2 separate regions of the Homo sapiens genome follow, and region 2 is linked to region 1. A link is a contact called in ENCODE Hi-C or POLR2A ChIA-PET data. All regions are on one chromosome and are shown on one strand. Each heading gives the region's core, a stretch centred on a gene start or an enhancer-like site at or near the end of the contact. The rest is flanking DNA. Distances are from core to core; before and after follow the strand shown.

What was found. A loop is a pair of places that touch in the nucleus more often than their neighbours do. ChIA-PET counts read pairs that join two places held with the same protein, here RNA polymerase II (POLR2A). Pooled maps may share reads with other maps.
Region 2: a loop to region 1 is called in a pooled map, with 8 times the contacts of the local background. The contact joins the enhancer-like site here to the promoter of KDM8 in region 1. A Hi-C loop is called at or near these places in 1 of 37 single-sample maps with no recorded cell type and 6 of 50 pooled maps. POLR2A ChIA-PET finds 5 or more read pairs at or near these places in 7 of 52 experiments (A549, AG04450, CD4-positive, alpha-beta T cell and 4 more).

Annotation. Positions count from the first base shown.
Region 1 is chr16:27,202,207-27,204,906 of GRCh38, forward strand. It overlaps KDM8 (lysine demethylase 8), which reads left to right and starts at 1,320. Exons shown (of 8, transcript NM_024773.3): 1 at 1,320-1,430. RefSeq lists an enhancer at 1,365-1,524.
Region 2 is chr16:27,108,374-27,111,073 of GRCh38, forward strand. No RefSeq gene overlaps it. Among named protein-coding and RNA genes, the nearest start is that of C16orf82, 43 kb to the left of the region's middle. RefSeq lists a silencer at 1,384-1,583 and enhancers at 1,622-2,170, 2,171-2,700. Within about 2 kb of position 1,443, at least 10 of the 41 ENCODE cell types and tissues checked have a DNase peak (open chromatin) inside an H3K27ac peak, as active enhancers do.

The DNA of each region.
Region 1 (2,700 bases), core at 70-2,569:
GTAAACAATGGGGGTGGTGTCTTGGAGTCTTATCTAAATTCTCTTGTGGGGGTGGGGGGTGATTCTTTGCAGTAAACTTTTTTCCACAACACAAAAGGGTGAGAGCAATTCCTTTTTACTTTTTTCCGGGGACACAAGACTCAGGGAAAATTCAACATTGTCACTACTCAAGGGTGGAAACTTAGTGTAGCACATAACCATGAGGATTCTAAACCTGTGGCTGCTGAGTTCAAACACCAGCATCCCAGTGAGCCTGGTGGGTTAGGAGATCTTTCTGTGCTTTACTTGCTCCCTCCCTGATATGGTTTGGCTGTGTCCCCACCCAAATCTCATCTTGAATTGTAGCTCCCATAATTCCGTGTTGCGGAAGGGCCCAGTAGGAGATAACTGAATGATAGGGGAGGTTCCCCTCATACTGTTCTCCTGGTAGTGAATATGACTCATGAGATCTGATGGTTTTATAAGCGGTTTCCCTTTTCACTTGGTTCTCATTATCTCGTCTTCCACCATGTAAAACGTGCCTTTCACCTTCCACCATGATTTTGAGGCCTCCCCAGCCATGTGGAACTGTGAATCCATTAAACCTTTTTGTTTGTAAATTGCCCAGTCTCGGGTATGTCTTTATCAGCAGCATGAAAGCGGACTAATACACTCCCTAAAATGGGGATGAGCATGATCATTACAATAGCTACGATCCTCATATTTTTAAAGTATTTTAGCACCGTACCTAGAATCCACTAATCTATGAACTGATCCTGAGCAAGCCTGTTTCCTACTCAGACCCCAAGCTCAGTACGAACATAACTTTCCATGCCTCTGTGCAATGCTGCAAAAGGCGTGCATACTTGGAGTCCACAGGAGTGTGTGCTCAAAACACAAAAGTCCCAGTGACCACGCACCACTCGGCATCAAAGCAAAGGTGGCAGGAGTGTGTCCCCTGGCCACTTGCCTTCTCACTCGAACAGACTGTGGATGCAGCACTTGCTCGTGGGTAATTGTGGATCTGACTTTCCAAAAGTACAAGTATGTGGCCACTTTAATCACTGAGCCTCAGTTTCGCTCTCTGTAAAATAGGGAGAACTAATAATCCTAGCTGCAGAGATTAAATGGTGGATGCAAACAGCCTTGTACGAAGTTGTTATCTGTGCAGAGGAAAAAGCGGTATCACTAGCGTGGAAGGACCCAGAGGATACAGCCAAGCCTTTCTGTCTTCTCCATCCCCCGGCCTTTTAAACAGCAGTGGGGCGGGGCCACGGCATCGATCACTCGGCGCTCCTCCAGGCACTGCGTCGTGATCAGACGAGCGGTGAGCGATCGATACTCCTATGCTAGCCTCTGGCTCCTCAGGGGACACAGCCGAGTGGTCGGACCAAACGCAACGAGTCTTCGCCAGCCCAAAGGCGACTCGACACCGTCCCAGCTGAAGAGAGGTTAGTCTGAGCAACTCGAGAGCGGAGTCAGCTCCAGTTCCTCAGAAGTGGAGAGGCCGGGTTCAGAGGCATAGACCGCGCAGGCGTCATGTGAAGCAGCCAAGCCCGGCCTCGCGCGTGCGCCTTGGAAAACCCCGAGGGTGGCTCGAGTTGCCGCATGCGCTCTGAGAATGCAATTTAGCTCGTCGCCGGCCTGCCCTGCGGGAGGATAAAGGGAAAGGTTCCGCGCGTGCGTATGCTCGTCTCTTGGCAGTGGTTTTGCGCATGCGTGAGGGCAGGCCCTTACGGCGGGCTGCTGTGCGCTTTAGCGGTTCTTGGCGTCGCGTTGGTGTAGGCCTAGTGCGCCTGCGCGGGTTTTATACTCTGCTATATGTGTGTCCGCTGCTTTTAGGCAACCAGCCGCTGCCCCTGGGCCGCAAGGCAGGCTGGAAACGATTCCGCCGTCAGGTCCCAAATATGAGCCGCGAGAAATGCAGCCCCGGGGAAGGCGCTGAGGAGGGAAGGGGGTCTGAGGCCTCGGGGCTCAAGGCCAGTGCGGGGTACGGGGGACCCTCTGGGGCCTGGGTGTGTGACTGCCCTAAGGAAAGGTGCTTGTAGCTCGGTAGGACTTAACGATGGGCATCGGTGCGTTTCCCGGCAACGGTAGGAATCGCCGTGCTCAGGAGGACTCGGGAGCAAGCCCGGGGACAGGAGGTGCGCAGGCGTTGGGGCCACACGGACGACCCAAACACAAGACTGTGTGCCCCTTAGAGAGCCAAAGGGATCCCTGTGCCATGAATTAAAGCTTTCTGGAAAATGTTCCAAACTTTCCTGGGAAGTTTTACGAAGCTCTTGTTTTTGCACAATTTTTGTGGAATACTGCCATAATAACATTGAGGAGATTAGAGAACTGGACCGCCTGTTCCCAGAAAGCTAGGTGTAGGCTGATCTGTCCTGGAAGCCCCTTTTGGGAGGCTTTCTCATGACCAGCATGGTGCTTGCAGAGTGCCCACCCTGAGACCCTCTGCAAATCACAGTGAGGCTCTCGGAGAGGCCATTCCACCCAGCCACCTTAAAGAATACTCAGGGAGGTGCTTTAGAGGAGTTGATGTTTAAAAATAATTTAAGGCTGGGCGCGGTGCCTCACACCTGTAATCCCAGCCCTTTGGGAGGCCGAGACAGGCCGATCACTTCAGGTCAGGAGTTCACAAGACCAGCCTGACCAACATGGCGCAACCCCGTCTCTACTAAAAATAAAAAATTAGCTGAGTGTGGTGGTGCACATCTGTAA
Region 2 (2,700 bases), core at 193-2,692, 94 kb before region 1:
AGAGGAGCGGGAGGAGGGGAGATGTGCCAGTGGGCAGAGGGTGCGGTCAAGTCCCACTGCCTCTGTTCACCCCCATACCCCCATTCACCTGGCACTAGTTGGCCTCTATCAAAAACAACGTGAGCATCATTTCTCCACCCTGGCTGCCCATTAAAATAAAAAGCAAACGCCAGGCGCAGTGGCTCAGGCCTGTAATCCCAGCACTTTGGGAGGCCAAGGCAGGCGGATCACTAGAGGTCAGGAGTTCGGGACCAGCCTGGCCAACACGGTGAAACCCCCATCTCTACAAAACTGCGAAAATTAGCTGGGGTGGTGGCAGGCAGCTACTCAGGAGGCTGAGGCAGGAGAATTAATTGCTTGAACCCGGGAGGTAGAGGTTGCTGTGAGCCAAGATGGAGCCACTGCCCTCCATCCTGGCGACACAGGGAGACTCTGTCTCAAAAATAAAATAAATAAAATAAAATATAAAATAATAAAATAAAATAGTGTCTGGGACCCACCAGAAGTTCTGGTTACCGGTATGTCTTAAAGGCTCCCGGGTGATTCTAAGGCGCAGCCAGATTAGAGAAGTAAGGGCCTGGACGTGCCCCTCCTGGCACAGCCCTGGGCTCTCACTGGTGCGGAGCCTGTGCAAGGCTCTTCTGCGACTGTCCGGTTCGATCCTGCCCGCGGCTCTGTGAGGCTGGCCAGGCGTCCTCCCCTCCCAGGTGCAGAAACAGCCATGCAGGCCAGGTAACCACGTACCCAGAGACTGAAGTTAAATCTGACTCCAGAATCCAGAAGAAAGGAAGAGAAAGGGAGGAAAGAGGGATGGAGGAAAGGAAGGGAGGAAAGAGTGGGGGAAGAAAAGAAGAGGGAAGGAAGGGAGGAAGGGAGGGAGGAAAAAAGGGCAGGAGGGAGGGAGGAAGGGAGGGGGAGGGAGGGAAAGAGAGAGGGAGGAAGGGAAGGAGGAAAAGAGAGGGAGAATGAAAGGGAAAGAAGGGAAGAAAGGAGGGAGGGAGGGAGGAAAGGAGAGAGAGTAAGGAAGGGAAAGAGGGAAAAGGGAAGAAGGCAGGGAGGAAGGAAAGGAAGGAGGGGAAGTTGGAGGGATAGATAGATGATGGGTGGATGGACGGAAGAATGGATGAGTGGTGGGTGGGTGGGTGAAAGGATACGAGGGAGGAATGAATGAATGAAGAGGAGGAAGGGAAGAAAAGAAGATAGGGAAAGGAGGAGAAGGGAGAAAAAGTGATATGTGGGGGTTGGAGAAACGAAGGCGGAAAGGACGGATGAATTAATGAATTAGGGATAGATGAAAGAGGGGAGGAGCAAGGAGAGCGGGCTGCTGCCTCGGCGACCTCTGGTCCCCGGGGTCCCGTGAGCAGCCAGGGCGGAGGTCAGGGAAGGCGGGTCTGGGGTACGAGACCAGGAGCTGTGCGGTCTCCGACGGGACTTGGCCTCCGCGGGGCCCTGCTGCCCCCCAGCGGCGATGCGCGGCACTGCAGAGGCGGCGGCGGGACCGGGGGCGGCCGCCCCTCCTTCCCCGGGCTCCGGGAGCCGCCCGCGCGTTCCCTTAGCAGCCGCCCCACCCGCCGCTCCCCGCTCCCGCCCCGCCGCGCCCGCTGCAAACTTTGGCCTCTGCAGCCCCGGCATCCGCTGGACGGAAGAGAGAGAGAGGAGCTCCTCCCGTAGCTTTCTCCCGAAAACGTTTTCTCTTCCCTACTCTCTGAAAAAGGATAACGAGGTGGGGGAGGGGAAGGAAATAGTTTAAGTTAATTTAAATTGTGTCTGCCGTGGGCAACTCTCCAAGAAAGGGCTTTCCTTTTTTTTTTTTTTTTTTTTTTTTTTTAAGAGGCACGTTCGAAGCACTCAGAGAAGCTCTTTGCTGCAGCCCAGCGGCCACGGATAGAGCCTGGGAAGTGGAGAAGGAGCTGCTCCGAGAGGGTCCCAGGGAGCAGGGGGACCCCAGGCGTGGCCCTGGCCCTTGGGATCTCTGGGACCAGGCCTGGACCCTCGAAAGGGCGCGGCTGATCCTGCCTAGGGGCTTGCTCTTGGCCGCCACTTCTCCTAGGCGGACTCCTCTAATCCAGCCGGAGCCATGAGGTCGTACTATTTATCCCCACTTTGCAGCTGGGCCCAGAGAAATCAAGCGCGCACAGCTAGGAAGTGGCAGTGCCCCGGTTTGAAGGCACCAAGGCCCATCCTGAGCCCTCAGGCTCGGGACTCCACCATACAGCTCAAAGTGGATGCTAGGATCTTCCCATCCTACAAGAAAAGATGCTGGGAGCTCCAGAGGTTTGCTCAACGCCACCTGCCTACAGTCTGCTGCCCAGACCCTCCAGACCAGCCTTACATCAGGAAACTCCCATGAGCTCCGGGAGCTGACCTCAAACAGCTGCCAGACCCGGGGGTGTGTGGGGAGCCAACCTCCAAAGTGGCCAGAGGCTGCAGTCCCTGCCAGCATCCCTGGTGACCTCAGCTGTGGGCAGGGAGCTCAGGGAGGGGGTCAGGAAAGACAGGGAGGGGGCGAGGGAGGGGGTCGGGGAGGCTCAGAGGCAGAGCCCACACAGTCCCTGCCACCTATCTCCTGCCTCTCTCCTCCATGTCAGGAGGGACAGTGCTGACTTGTGGGGCTTCATTTCACCCAACAACTCACTGGTACATTCAATTAATATTTACGGAGTGTCTGCTGGATGCCAGGAGCTATGTTAGACAGTGAGG